5 separate regions of the Homo sapiens genome follow, and regions 2, 3, 4 and 5 are each linked to region 1. The links are chromatin contacts, found by Hi-C or POLR2A ChIA-PET in ENCODE. All regions are on one chromosome and are shown on one strand. The core of a region is the stretch at or near the end of the contact, and the rest is flanking DNA. Distances in the headings are between cores, read along the strand shown.

What was found. A loop is a pair of places that touch in the nucleus more often than their neighbours do. ChIA-PET counts read pairs that join two places held with the same protein, here RNA polymerase II (POLR2A). Pooled maps may share reads with other maps.
Region 2: a loop to region 1 is called in a pooled map, with 6 times the contacts of the local background. The contact joins the enhancer-like site here to the promoter of EEA1 in region 1. A Hi-C loop is called at or near these places in 2 of 37 single-sample maps with no recorded cell type and 4 of 50 pooled maps.
Region 3: a loop to region 1 is called in a pooled map, with 5 times the contacts of the local background. The contact joins the enhancer-like site here to the promoter of EEA1 in region 1. A Hi-C loop is called at or near these places in 1 of 37 single-sample maps with no recorded cell type and 9 of 50 pooled maps. POLR2A ChIA-PET finds 5 or more read pairs at or near these places in 2 of 52 experiments (activated B cell and activated T-cell).
Region 4: a loop to region 1 is called in a map of naive thymus-derived CD4-positive, alpha-beta T cell, with 6 times the contacts of the local background. The contact joins the enhancer-like site here to the promoter of EEA1 in region 1. A Hi-C loop is called at or near these places in 1 of 168 maps with a recorded cell type or tissue (naive thymus-derived CD4-positive, alpha-beta T cell) and 10 of 50 pooled maps. POLR2A ChIA-PET finds 5 or more read pairs at or near these places in 1 of 52 experiments (CD4-positive, alpha-beta memory T cell).
Region 5: a map of natural killer cell shows a loop between it and region 1 (25-fold over the local background). The contact joins the promoter of LINC02404 here to the promoter of EEA1 in region 1. A Hi-C loop is called at or near these places in 2 of 168 maps with a recorded cell type or tissue (naive thymus-derived CD4-positive, alpha-beta T cell and natural killer cell) and 9 of 50 pooled maps. POLR2A ChIA-PET finds 5 or more read pairs at or near these places in 1 of 52 experiments (CD4-positive, alpha-beta memory T cell).

The regions. Positions count from the first base shown.
Region 1 is chr12:92,927,934-92,930,825 of GRCh38, reverse strand. EEA1 (early endosome antigen 1) reads left to right here and starts at 1,531. Exons shown (of 29, transcript NM_003566.4): 1 at 1,531-1,783. The coding sequence starts at 1,760. RefSeq lists a silencer at 1,062-2,141.
Region 2 is chr12:94,816,703-94,819,594 of GRCh38, reverse strand. No RefSeq gene overlaps it. Among named protein-coding and RNA genes, the nearest start is that of MIR492, 16 kb to the left of the region's middle. RefSeq lists an enhancer at 1,035-1,554. Within about 2 kb of position 1,399, at least 3 of the 41 ENCODE cell types and tissues checked have a DNase peak (open chromatin) inside an H3K27ac peak, as active enhancers do.
Region 3 is chr12:94,256,787-94,259,678 of GRCh38, reverse strand. PLXNC1 (plexin C1) reads right to left here. Exons shown (of 31, transcript NM_005761.3): 18 at 304-342; 19 at 1-69. Among named protein-coding and RNA genes, the nearest start is that of PLXNC1-AS1, 82 kb to the right of the region's middle. Within about 2 kb of position 1,523, at least 2 of the 41 ENCODE cell types and tissues checked have a DNase peak (open chromatin) inside an H3K27ac peak, as active enhancers do.
Region 4 is chr12:94,207,365-94,210,256 of GRCh38, reverse strand. PLXNC1 (plexin C1) reads right to left here. Exons shown (of 31, transcript NM_005761.3): 5 at 553-667. Among named protein-coding and RNA genes, the nearest start is that of PLXNC1-AS1, 32 kb to the right of the region's middle. RefSeq lists enhancers at 1,549-1,808, 2,459-2,528. Within about 2 kb of position 1,481, at least 12 of the 41 ENCODE cell types and tissues checked have a DNase peak (open chromatin) inside an H3K27ac peak, as active enhancers do.
Region 5 is chr12:91,873,946-91,876,837 of GRCh38, reverse strand. LINC02404 (long intergenic non-protein coding RNA 2404) reads right to left here and starts at 1,535. Exons shown (of 3, transcript XR_945201.2): 1 at 1,434-1,535.

The DNA of each region.
Region 1 (2,892 bases), core at 282-2,781:
CATAAAATCAGTGTGCCTGACCCTAAACTAATTTTTGAAAAACAAACAAAAAAGAGAAAAAAAGTCACTTTTATCACCCCATGTCGCTGAGAATGTTTCCCATATTGTCTGAAAATAAAGCACCTCATGTTTAGAAAGATGGAAAAGTATGTTCTTTGTAAGTGCATTATCACTAGTGATTACTCATATATTAGCTGTAGGCATGACCGTGCTGCTGCACCATCGAGAGACACACACACACATAATAAAAAACCAAATATATTTGGGATAGAAATATCATATTACATTATATAATGCATTATACTTTACAAAACATTTTCCTATTCATTAACTGATTTGCAAATAATATTTAATTTTGTGCTGCTTTTCAAAAGATCTGGAAGTGCTTTCCAAAAAGCACTCCATTCATTGCTTCATAGGCTTCATTCAGTGGTCTGTTGGTTTTTTCTTTTTTTTTTTTTTTCCCTCCCAGCAAGGTTAGTTCCATTATTCCCTCTCCTTCCCTATTCAAGCAATATTAAAGGCTTCTCTTTTTCTACCAGGGTGTTAAGTTGAGCCTCTTGGCTGTGAATATTGGCAGAATGGTAGGACGCAGAAGCTGTGATTTCTCGAGTTAAATAATGACATCGTGCCTGGAGGTCAGTTCAAAGACCACGTCGTTTTGGCACGATATTTATCTGTGACCTCATTTTCTTCTTAATCTATAAAACAGAGGCGTTAATGACAATTTACTTCATAAATCGATTATCAGAATAGGACTTAAAATTCCTTAGGAGGTCAAGCACGGGCTTTAGAAAGTGCAACATGTGAACATCAGCCTATTAAAAATTGTTTTGATCTAGAAAAGACAACCTCAAACTTCTCTTGCCAATTCAAATTCCAGCTTCTTCCTACCCTTCTTTTCTAAATCTTTGCTTTCTCTTTGGCTGAAATTAGAAGCAGGAAGGGAGCAGGGAAAGGAAACCTGGGACTGGAAAAGGGCAGGGAAGCCCAACAGACCGGTTAAGCACGTCTGAGATTCTCTAGTCGGCTTCAACCCAGGGGCTAAGAGGCAGAGTCAGCGTTTCCAGCAGAAACTAGCATATAGCTCAGGCTCAATACCACGTCGAGTCAGGAGCCATCGCCGGAAGGGTCACACCGACACATTTTACAAAACAGCCTAAGGCGTCCCCTCCTCCCGCCTGGGTCAGGGAGGGACACCCCCAGGGGTCCTCGCCCGCCTCCCACTAGCGGGCACGCGGTCGTCGCGCGGGCGCGGCCCTCTGACGGAGCCCAGGCGTGCACTCCGCAGCCTCGGCGTCCCCCAGCTAGCCGGAAGAAGCTGCGGCGACAGCGTCCTGCCGCCTGTCTGTCACGCAGCCGCCCACGTTGCCACCGCTTCCGATTGGTCGCTGGCCTGGACCGGCCCCCTTCAGCCCCGCCTCCCGCGAATGGACAGGCGAGGGGCGGGCCCGCCACCGCCCCGCCCCCCGGCGGCCGCGGGCGGGCCCGCCCATCTGTCAGTTACGGGGGCTGCCCGGCGGGCGGGCTGGAGGCGCTCGCAGGCTGCCTAGTCGTTCGCTCGCTCTCTCTCGCGTGCTCCCTCTCGCCGCCTGTGGGGAAGTCGGGGCCGCCCGAGCGGCCGTCGCCACCGCCTCGCCCCGACCTCCTTCCCGGTCCCCTCCCGGCCCAGTCCCTCCCGCCCGCGCACCCCGAGTAGTGAGTGGCCCCGCGCAGGGTCTGGAGAGTCACCGCGGCGGCGCCGGGTGGTGGTTAAACCATGTTAAGGAGGATTTTACAGAGGGTAAGAGAGTGAAACCGTCTTTCTGGCAGCACGTGAGCGGGACAGCCGGAGCTCGGGGCCGCGGCGCGGGCGCCCCTCCTCAGCGCGGGCTCCTTCCTTCCCTAGGCCCCACAGCCCGGCAGGCGCTTAGGCCTCGGTCGCCCGGCCCGGGGGCGGGGAGGGCGGGTGGGGCCGGCGCGGCGGGGCGGCAGGCAGAGCCCTGGTGGCCCCGCGCGTCCAGGCCTGGCGCCCGCTCCGGCGCGGGGCTCCGTGTGTGCGAGCGGGCTGCGAGCTGGAGGGTGTGGTGCCGGCGCGTTCCTCCCGGGAACCCTGAGTGGGAGTGAAAATGGAGAGTTGGTGCCCGTGGGACGGGCCAGCCGCCGCCTGCCGGGCTGGAGAACGCCCCATGGGAGATTCGGGCGGCTTGCTTCGCCTTTCCCCACCCGCCGCACTCCCCGTGCCCCCCAATTTGACACGATGCGCACCTGCCACACACGGCCCTGCTTTCTCCTTTGGACCACAGTGGAGGGTGGTGTGGTGAGCCCCGGCCTAGCCTGGGCCCAGGCGTGGGACTGACACTGGCACAGTCAGCCGAGAAGGAAGATGTTACTCACTGTTGGAAACTTTTTTTTTAATTAAAAATATGTTTTCTGTGCAAGCCCCACTACCTTATTTTAGCTATCCAAGAATAAATCCGCAGTAAGCTTGATCAAGTGGTATATACACTTAGTTTCTGCCTGTGCTGTCTCTGAAATCTGGAAAACCTTGAGGATAGAAAGATTAGAGCATTAGAAAACTGTAGGTGTATCATTTAAGAATCAGTTACTAGAATAACATAATTCACATCTCTTTTCCTGTAAGAGTTATTGTACCTGTCAACTTAAATTTGTTTTTTTTTTTTGGTATAGCTTTTTTCTTTTCTTTTTGAGGCTGATAGGGTGTAACAAAATGTAAATGATTGAAAAGTAGGTGCCGAGCCTATTAGTTCTTTACCGAGGGAGTAGGATAACTAGTTCAAAGGACAAAAGAAATTAGTGAATTTGTAGGATTCAGCCGAGGAATGTGCGGAAGAGAGTTGAGTCATCCAGTAGATAGGAAGGGAGTGCTCTTGCTTCTGCCTAGCTTTCTCC
Region 2 (2,892 bases), core at 150-2,649, 1.9 Mb before region 1:
TGTATAGGGTCAACATTCTCTCCCATCTGCTTTTAAGTAAGTGCTGACTTTGCCAGGCCAGGTGAATGAGCCTACAGTCATTTTAAGGTGGAAATAATTGGTTAGTTTAGACTATTTCAGCATTTCCAACACCTAGATTCTAGTAGATATTCCTTGAAAAAGGTGTTAGCAGTGGTGAGTCCATACAGGTCTGCAGCAACCTCAATTCTTCCCTCTTCAGAAGAAAATATTTGACACAGAGACCAAGGCAAGTTTTAGAGGAATGAAAGTTTATTCAAAAGCTTTACAGCAGGAATGAAAGGAAGTGAACTTGGAAGAGGGCCAAGGGGGTGACTGGAGAGATCAAGTGCATGGATTCCCCATTGACTTGGGATTTTATATGTTGTCATATTTCCAGGAGCTTGTGTCCCTTGTCTCCTGATTCTTCCCTTGGGTGGGCTCTCCGCATCCGCAGTGGCTGCCAGCACTTAGGAGTGATGCATGCACGGTATGTTTACTGGAGTTGTACGCATGCTCACTCGAGGCATTCTTCTCTTACCAGTTGAATGTTCCTAGAAGGTCATATACCAGTTAAACTTTGCCATTTTGCCTCTTTTTTGCTTGAGCCCACTGGCCCAACTCCTGAGATCTTATCAGGAAACTGCTGATTCCCAGCTTCAGGTGTTTCTATCTATTGGGAGACTGCCTTTCTCTGGTGCTGGCTGTGACCAATTATTATTTTATTTTATTTTATTCTTTTATTTAGATTCTCGCTCTGTAGCCTAGGCTGGAGTGCAGTGGTGCGATCTCGGCTCACTGCAACCTCCGCCTCCCAGGTTCAAGCGATTCTCCTGCCTCAGGCTCCCGGGGAAGCTGGGATTACAGGTGCCCGCAACCATGCCCTGCCAATTTTTGTATTTTTATTAGAGATGGGGTTTCACTGTGTTGGCCAAGCTGGTCTCAAACTCCAGACCTCAAGAGATCCGCCTGCCTCAGCCTCCCAAAGTGCTGGGATTACAGGTGTGAGCCACCGTGCCCGGCCCAATTATTATTTTAGAGAGACAGTTAACAACTGCCTGACCTCAGTGGTTGCCTGACACTCCTGGAGTGGGGCAGGGGAGCCCTCTTCTGCCCTGCTCAGGTCTAACTAGCTACCTACTATCACAAAAGGAGTCTGGTTAAAAAGGTATTGTGGCAAAAGGGAGTATAGTATGGGTTCCCCAACCTTACTTGGCCGCAACACCTTTGTGTGGCTGAGCATCTTGGGATCAGCAGCCTGCAGGACACTGGAAATTGCTGGACTGAAGGTCAGTGATCTGAGAGACAGGAAAGTACCCGCAGCGAGACAGTGCGAAGAGAGCAATTTTAGAAATACTTCTGCTTTTGTTTCTCAGTTTTTGTTTCTCGGTGCTTATTTTTAACCTAAGTAGTAGTCATTTGAAGCTCTCAGAAGCTCATGGGCTCTTATCAGATGAAAGTACCCCAGACCTTGCAGGATTAGGAACATCATCTGGCCTGAACAGAAGGTAAAATTGCTGTCTGATTTTCTTTTTAGAGAAACCTGTTAGTGAAGCTGGCGATTCAGTTCTTTCTGGTATACATTTAGGACCTGTTAAATATATATTCTGCCTCAAGGGGAAATCATATTCTAAAAAGTAAACAATTCATAGGCAATTCTTGTACCTTGAGAATCCATTAATGGCTTTCAGAAGGCAAATTTTGTTGTCAAGGGGACAGGTTATATGGGCAACTTGCTTCTATTAATACTTTTCTGGGCAGATTAACTAAATGAACTAATATTTAACTTGGTCTAATAGAATGTTAGCCAGAACAGTGCCTGGTAACAACAACAATAATACTAGCTAACATTTCTTAAGTGGTCACTATGTCCCATAACTATTATACATGTGTTAACTAATTTAATCCTCACAAAAATGCAATGAGGTAGCTGTTATTTTTACTCCCACTTTATAAATGAGAAAATATAGTAATATAGCATATTTTACATATATACAGTAATATTGTAGCAGGACGAGCTGCAGACAAAACCCCTCAGACACCGAGTTAAGGAAGGGCTTTATTCGGCTGGGAGCGTCGGCAAGACTCACGTCTCCAACAACTGAGCTCCCCAAGTGAGCAATTCCTGTCCCTTTTAAGGGCTTACAACTCTAAGGGGGTCCGCGTGAGAGGATCGTGATCGATTGAGCAAGCTGGGAGTACGTGACTGGGGGCTGCATGCACTGGTAATCAGAACGGAACAGGACAGGGATTTTCACAATGCTTTTCCATATAATGTCTGGAATCTATAGATGACATAACCGCTTAGGTTAGGGGTCGATCTTTAACTACCAGGCCCAGGGCTCAGCGCTGGGCTGTCTGCCTGTGGATTTCATTTCTGCCTTTTAGTTTTTACTTCTTTATTTGGAGGCAGAAATTGGGTGTAAGACAATATGAGGGGTGGTCTCCTCCCTTAATATAGCATAATAGTGAGGCTAGAACCAGTGATTGGCTCTGTATTCATAAGAGTGAGTAACAAAGCAAAGCAGATTTTACAGTAAGTTCTTTCTTTTTTTTTTTTTTTTTTTTTTTTTTTTGAGACAGTCTCGCTCTGTGATCCAAGCTGGAGTGCAGTGGTGCGATCTAGGCTCATGGCCCGCCTCCCAGGTTCAAGCAATTCTTGTGCCTCAGCCTCCTAAGTAGGTGGGGTTCCAGGCCCCAGCCACCACACCCGGCTAATCTTTGTATTTTTAGCAGAGATGGGTTTTCACTATGTTGGCCAGGCTGGTCTTGAACTCCTGGCCTCAAGTGATTTGCCTGCCTTGGCCTCCCAAAGTGCTGGGGTTATAGGCGTGAGCCACTGCTCCCAGCCTATAGTACAGTTCTTTAATTTTGAGATTGAGCTCAGTTTCATAA
Region 3 (2,892 bases), core at 274-2,773, 1.3 Mb before region 1:
AAAGCTTTTATTACAGATTAGGGCATCCAAAGCTGTGAGACTTTCATTCTTGTCGTTGGCGTCTCTGTTCTGATAAAAAGAAAAAAATATATAGTATAATACAAAATCATATATAAGTTTAAAGTTAGAAAGTAGACCCACAATGGGTTTTCCAAGACAATGAATTATTCAATATTGAATTCATGATCCAAAAAAAACCCACAATAAAAATTCAAAGTAATAATAATAGAGATGATAGTGATGATGATAACACTATGAACATCAGGCAGTCACTGGGCTAAAAATGAAAACGTAGAGACTTACATGCATATCTTCAGTGAAGATGTGGGTGAAGCCACCTGACTGAGAGGAAGGAGACACTTTTATTATTCATAACATCCAAAGGAAATGAAGAGTGTATTTTTGTTATAATACCCAAGTCCGTTTTAATAAAGTAGAGACACTATTTGCTAATCTGAAGCGCCCCTGGGTTTATGGTGGCTGCGTATTCTCTAATACATAATAAATAATTATTCAGCTTTCAAGAAACGCCACTGAATTCCGAAAGCCTCTAAGAATAATAATTATCATGGCATTAGTTCCAGGTTTGGTAGATGAAGGTATCATCCCACGTTTTAGAAGAAGTGATTTAAGAGTTAAAGAAGGGGTCATTGATGAAGATTATGCAAATATCAGACCCCTCTTCAAGCAATTTACCTTCTAAAGATAAAGACTAAATTACGTTGTTAAGTTTTACAAGTCTTACCTAAGTAGCATCTACTGTTTCAATACACAATGATATTGAAAGACAGGGGGTAGTTAAAAGCATAGAATCTGGACCAAACTACTTGGGTTCCAGTCCTGGTTTTAATCACATACTGGTCACATGACGTGGGATGTGTTACCTAACCTCTCTGTGTCTGACTTGCCTCATCTCTGAAATGGGGACAGTAATGGTTCCCACCTCAGAGGTTTAGTGTGAAAATAAAATGGGTGCAGAGTAAGTGCCCTGTGTCAGTTATCATTACTGGTTTTATTCCTAATTTATAGCAAACTAGACCACAATGCTATCACCCCACTGGTTTCTAAATGCTAGGTAGCTCTGGAATATAAAAAGGGTTTATAGTGTATCATCAATCTTATTAAAAATCAATGGTTAAACTTTAAAAGTATGTTAAGCAATACTTTAAGTCCACAGAATGAGACTCTAAACTCAAAACATTCAAGTTTTTCTTCTTTTTTGATAATAATAGAAACTTTGAGCTAATTTTATATCTTGTGAAGTAAATTTCTTCTGTAGAGAATTTTGCTTCATAGTTTCAAATCTGCAAGCCCAAGCAAAAGACCTGAAACTATTTTGGCCATATCCTCCCCTAGTAAAAAGCAAAAAAGCCCCAAAAAAACAAACCAAAAAAACCCCCAGACCCTAGGTTTGCATTTTCTGGTTCTTAATATTTTTCTGCTGAACCAACTTCATGTAAATAGACAGGAGAAACAGGTTGATTCTTAATCGTAAATACGGAAGTGCCGCCCTGGTTCTCTCTGTGTGTTTTTTTGTTTGTTTTGTTTTTTTGAGACGGAGTCTTGCTCTGTCGCCCGGGCAGGAGTGCAGTGGCGCGATCTCGGCTCACGGCAACCTCTGCCTCCCGGGTTCAAGCAATTCTTTATTTTTTTTTGAGACGGAATCTCCCTCTGTCGCCCAGGCTGGAGTGCAGTGGCGTGATCTCGGCTCACTGCAACCTCCGCCTCCCAGGTTCAAGCAATTCTTTTTATTTATTTATTATTTTTTTTGAGACAGAGTCTCGCTCTGTCGCCCAGGCTGGAGTGCAGTGTGGCGCTATCTCGGCTCACTGCAAGCTCCGCCTCCCAGGTTCACACCATTCTCCTGCCTCAGCCTCCCGAGTAGCTGGGACTACAGGCGCCCGCCACCATGCCTGGCTAATTTTTTTGTATTTTTAGTAGAGACGGGGTTTCACTGTGTTAGCCAGGATGGTCTTGATCTCGGGTTCAAGCAATTCTCTGCCTCAGCCTCCCGAGTAGCTGGGATTACAGGTGCACGCCACCATGCCTGGCTAATTGTGTATTTTTAGTACAGACGGGGTTTCACCATGTTGGCCAGGCTGGTCCCTAACTCCTGACCTCAAGTGATCCACCCGCCTCGGCCTCCCAAAGTGCTGGGATTACAGGCTTGAGCCACCGCGCCTGGACCCGTGGCTCTCTGAGTTTTAAGGCTGCTTCCTCCTTTCATTCAAATTTCCCTTTTCTTCAGCTTAGATCCTCTGCCTACCCTTATTTCTTCTCCTACTTTATGCAAAGCAAAGAAGAGTCAATAAAATAAAAAGCAAGGCTTTAAAAGCCAAAACCGACAGGCAGAGCAAAGAACCCTGGCCTCCTTTGAGAACCTACAATCTCCTCTGGATTTTGCCTGTTGCTTTTTTGTAGGTGCTGAACACCCAAATCCTACCCCCACAGCCCCCAACCTCCAGGCCTAGAGGATTCGGCTTCTGATCAATCCATAAAGAGCCTAATTAATACCAGGACTTATCTGCAGCCTGGAATGCATTTAAGTGGCATTGTCTTCTTACGATCTGTTTCCCTGTTCTATCTTTTCTTAATTATTATAAAATCAGTTTTGACTTAGGTCTTCTTGAAAGGGTTCTGACAAATTTATGCATGTTTTTTCCTGGGTTCTCTCCTTTAAACAACTTCTGACTTCAATTTTTATGACTTTCCCAGTTGTTTTTCAAGATTATACACAACACTGAGTTAAATCAGTTTGCCTCCTTTGCAACTATCTCTCTTCTCCTAAAATAAGGTAGCATTGTTCCTGGGATCTTTTTTTTTTTTTTTTTTTTGGAAACACTCAACTTGCAACAGTGTTCCTTTACATTCATTACTCTATCTTGTTCTTGA
Region 4 (2,892 bases), core at 232-2,731, 1.3 Mb before region 1:
AAGGGTCCACTGGCTTTCCAAAGGACCTCACTTGCAATGGTCACTGCCCATGTTGGTCTTCTCTCCATCGCTACCAAGACTGTTGGAAGCTATGTTCATAAGATGGTTACTGGGGAAGCCTCAACACATTAGGATAAGGGACCATTACACTAAACAAAATTCTGCAATTAAGCCACCTTTAAGGTATCTCGTTGACCATGAATCTGAACCTCTTTTTTCTTTATTTTCAAAAGCAATATGTATTTCTACAACATTAGAAGTCCAACTTTTCTTCCAGTTCAACCATTGAGGGTCATCTTCAGCTCCACAAGACGACAAACTCCATGAGAGCAGGCCCATGATGTGACTTGGTTACCGCTGTATCCCCAGCACCTTGCAGAGTGGATGGCATCTGGTGGGCACTCAATATTCGTTAATGAGTGCTAAATGAATGGAGTGCTATCACTAAGCATGTTTGATTGCTAATGGATATTTTACACACAGAAGAAATTTAGCATCCGCTGTGCAAAATGAGACAATACAACGAGGACAAATTAAAATCTTTCCTCTTACCTTTTCTTTACTGCTTCGAATTATCTGAATTTTAGGGCACTTTTTTGCTCCAGACGAAATATCCAGCCAGTTTTCTAAGTTCTCTGAATGTACACAATCTCCTTGAAAAGTGCACCTAAAAAAACGAGGCAACAAAACAGCGACCCCATACGTGTGTTAGTTAAAACAGCGACCCCATACGTGCATTAGTTAAAACTTTCTTATACTTGGCTTCAGTACAAAATGCCAGACCTTGTACAGTGGATTATTGATTTGAGCGAGAATAGGAACATGATGCTAAAACCATGAAAAGCAACAAGAAAACAGCAGAGCATTTTTTTCCATCATGTCTAGGAGCAAAGAACAAATGTAGACAACATGGTGAACTTCGACTCCTGAGCCATCTCTCAAGATGACATCGCCAAATATATCTGAAACACATCCTCCCATGGATTCTGAAATAGGGAGCTCCCTTTTAGAAATGCCTAGCAAAGAACAGCTCAAGGAAGAGTTCACATATTGTATAAATTTTAGGTTTGCTATTCATTCTCAGAATATCAACCTATTGTGTAACTTGATTTTGTTTAAAAATAATAACAAAGTTACTATTTTGTGCTTTGCAGTATGATAATTAAATAGAAAAATTTCAAGGGCAGAGTCTGCCTAAGAATTTGATAAGACATTCCATAACCATCTGCTACATACCATTTATTTAGACAGATACCAAATTATATCAAAAGATATAGGTGAAACATTTTTCCAGGGCCATTTTCCCAAGTCAGCCAGCTCAGAGGCTGACCCAGATAAGTCTTAAGCTGTGGCCAGGGCCAACTACTTTGATAAAGAGATGCTCAGAAGCTGAGTGGTGAGATCACTGGCTTGCTTGATGTGTCAGTCACTCTAGGTCACACTAACTTGGGAACCCTTGCCTCACCAGACGGGGCACCAACCTGGCAAGAAGAACAAATACCAACAGCACGTTATCGCCAAAGGGTGTTGGACTCCACAGATATTCCATTGAATAGCATCAAGGAAAGAACGAAATATTTCTAGTACTACACCTCCTCAAGGCTGAAGATTAAAATGCAGGGGTGGTAAACCAGTGATGGTGAATTTTTAAAAGAAACTGAAAACACATGAATCATGAGATTGAAAAGCAACCAAATGATGACCACATTCAGCTACGGGGAGTCCCGGAGGGGATCCGAGCGGAATGAGGAATGGATGGGCCCAAACAGTGTATTTGGCTTCCTAAAGGTTTTATTTTTTCTCCTTTCTCTACTCTCTCTCTCTTTCAATTCTTAAGAATTTAGGCCTCATGGCTTCATCTTTGAGCTCTGTGTTAATTTGAATATGGCAAAAATAGAACAGGAAGTCAGTGAGTTTCACTAAACGTCATCCCCAAGCACAATACCTTTAGCATGTCACCGGCTTCTGACATTTGGGGAACCCTGCTCCCAATAAGCACATCTGTGTTCCACCTCCCACTACATCTGTGTCAGTTTCTTCTCCAACATTATAACCATGGGGATTTTCATCGGCAATTCTCCAAAGCCATAAATTTATCTGACCCTTGATGGCTAGCTCATCCGTCAAAGACATTAAGTTCAAATTAAACCGCCTGTCAATGTCAGAGAGAGTTTGCAACGGAGAGACAAGCACTGCTGGATTGAAAAACAGAATGACGAAGCTGGTTCTTTCGGTTGTATCTGAAATAGATCATGACTGTCAAAAACTCCCTGCCTCTCATGGGCACTCCGGTTTGTGTAAGGCACTTCCTCTGCCTATAAGAAAAAAAAAAATAAGCCAATTCCGAAGAGACTGGAGTACAAATATTTTTGTTGGCTCTTAATGCTGCCTGGGAGTCAAAGCCTAAGGCTGCCAAAAAAACAAGTGTAAAATATTTCATACAAATAGTGCTACAATTTGCCAATTTGTAGGCAGAAAACAGTAGTGCCACTGAGTTATCACTCCCTTTTCTGAACTCCTATAGCATTTCTTGTCAGAAGTACATATTTCGGTATTTAATCATATGCTGCCTCGAATTACAACTTAACTATTTCATAAGTCTATCTCAGTTCTCCCCAAGTAAGCTCTAAGCTCCTCAAAGAAGGGAGAAGGTCTTTAATATTTCTTTAGCAAATCCCTCAGTGTCTGGCAGCATGATATGCAAATACTAGGGTTTCAATAAATATTTTTGAATGAAAGGATGAAATATGAAATCTCTATAGGTCTTTTCTGTTGCTGATTTTTCTTTCTAGAGTTTTAATTCATGTCTGACTCCTCCTCATGCCAAAGAGACTATTTTTAAAACAAGCAAAAAGTTTAAATCTGGGGACAAATTGGGGGTGAGGTTTCCAT
Region 5 (2,892 bases), core at 286-2,785, 1.1 Mb after region 1:
CTTTGTCTCTGAGAAGCCCCCAACAGACCAGATTCTGTTTCTTATGTGACACAGGTCGTATTTTGCCTTGCAGTTATTTTTTCTGTGCAAATCCTATTCCACTTATTTGAGATAGGAAACATGCCCTACTCATCTTCTTATTGTCCATTACAGCTTTCAGAGGCTCTGAAAAATAAATATTTGTTAACTTAAATAAATTCCAGAAGCATTCTAATGAAAAACAGTATGTGTATTAACCCAGTAGCTATTTACTGAGTGGCTACTATGTTGTAAGCATAATTATATCCTAGTTCAAAGTGACTTGAGCATGAATATTATGAGTTTCTGCTTTCAACTCATTTATATGCTATTAAGAGAAATAGAGAGAGGAAGGAAGGGAGAGAAAGAACAGGGTATGGTGGAAATCTAGAGCAGGGAGGAATAAACTTTGCCTGGGGCAATTGGTCAAGTCTTCCAGGAGAGGAAGAGTTGATCTGGGTTCTGAAGGATGGGTAATACTCAACAGGCAGTTAATGGGAGTGTAAATTACTTCAACCATTGAAAAAATTAGCATGGTGATTCCTCAAAGAGCTAAAAACAGAACTACCATTTGACCCAGTAATCCCATTACTGGCTATATATCCAGAGGAATATAAATCATTCTGCCTTGAAGACCCATGCACGTGAATGTTCATTGCAGCACTATTGACAATAGCAAAGGCATGGGATCAGCCTAAATGCCCATCAGTGACAGATTGGATAAAGAAAATGTGATACATATACACCATTGAATACTATGCAGCCATAAAAACGAATGAGATCATGTCTTTTGCAGGAACATGAATGGAGCTGGAGGCCATTATCCTTAGCAAACTAATGCAGGAACAGAAAATCAAATACCATATGTTTCACTTATAAGTAGGAGCTAAATGATGAGAACTCATGGACGTACAAAGAAGGAAACAACAGACACTGAGGCCTACTTGCGGGTTGAGGGTGAGAGGTGGGAGAAGAGCAGAGAAAATAACTATTGCATACTAGGCTTAGTATCTGGGTGAGAAAATAATCTGCAAAACAAACTCCTGTGACACAAGTTTACCTATATAACAAACCTGCACATGTACTCCTGAACCTAAAATAAAAGTTAAAAAATAATCAAATGGCAGAAAAGATAATAAGGACATTACAGGCAAAGTGAGTAGTTCTTGCAGAACAAAATTTATGGAAGGAATGTTTTAATTAGGAAACTAAGAAAAGTTCAGAGTGACTGGAACATTGAGAGAAATAGGGAGAGAAGGGGCATATTCATTTTTGACTGCTGCATAATGAGTGATCACAAACTTGGTAGCTCAAAACAACACTGTATTAGTTAGGGTTTTCTAGAGGGACAGAACTAACGAGAGAGAGAGAGAGAGATAGATAGATAAAGGGGAGTTTATTAAGTATTAACTCACACTATCACAAGGTCCTACAATAGGCATCTGTAAGCTGAGGAGCAAGGAGAGCCAGTCCAAGTCCCAAAACAAGAACCTGGAGTCCAGTGTTTGAGGGCAGGAAGCATCCAGCATGGGAGAAAGATGTAGGCTGGGAGGCTAGGCCAGTCTTTTCACGTTTTTCTGCCTGCTTTATATTCCAGCTGGGCTGGTGGCTGATTAGATGGTGTCCACTCAGATTAAGGGCGGGTCTGCCTTTCTCAGCCCACTGACTCAAATGTTAATCTCCTTTGGCAACACCCTGATAGACACACCCAGGATCAATACTTTGCATCCTTCAGTCCAATCTAGTTGACACTCAGTATTAATCATCACAAACACGTAGGTATTATCTGAAGACTTTTATGGGTCTGGGTATGGGTTAACTGGGTCCTCTGTTCATAGTCTCATTGGGCTGAAATCATGGAGTTGGCTGGGGTTATAATCTCGTTTGAGGCTCAGGGACCTCTTTCAAGCTCACATGGTGATTGGCAGAATTCAGTTATCTGAAGCTGTGCAATTGGGAAAATTATTTCTAACTAGCTGTTAACTGGAGACCCCTCTAAGTCCTAGAAGTCACCCACACAGCCCCTCCATAGGCCCTGTCAGAACATGCCAGTTTGCTTCATTCTGAGGCCAACAGAAGAGCTTCCCTATCCCATTTCCGCTTCCCTTAAAGCACTCATCTGATTAGGTCATGCCCACCCAGGATCATCCCCCCTTTTGATGAACTCAAAGTCACATGATTAGTAGTCAGTGATATCCCACCATATTCACTTACTCTGCCCACATTCAAGGGGAGGACATTATAACAGGTTGGGGACTCCAGGAGTCAGAATCTTAGAGCTCTTTCTATCACAATCGAAGTAGGAAAAAGCTGAAGGAATCCAAAATTTGAACTTTCTGTAGGCCCTGTCACTATCCATCTAGTTTTGAGTCCCTTCATTGATATACACTTTTATCTATAAAACCTTCATAGAGATGGTCTCAGTCTAAATAAATAATATAACTAACAGAATTCTGCACACTGCTTTGCACATATATCTATGGTATGAAGTTTCTTCATACCAAAGCCACTCTGAGGAATTCACACTATTCTTCAGGGTGAAGAATGGAAAGTTTGTTAACATTGTTAAGAAGGGAGGGAACATGATCAGATTTGCTTTTTGCACTGGGCCAGGATGATGAGCAATCTGGCCTCAAACTCACTACTAATTTGTATTTTAATTACCCTAATACAACACATGACTAAGAATTTGATAATACTTAGTTTTTATGATGGAAAATTTTGAACATATCAAAATAAACAGAATGATATATTTCCCCATGTCCTGACCTTGGTTTTGGTAGTTATCAACTATCAATGTCATGTTTGTTTCACCTTTCCTCTTTTCCCATTTTCTCCTATTTTATTAATATTTGTTTCTTTAGTTGTTTTTGA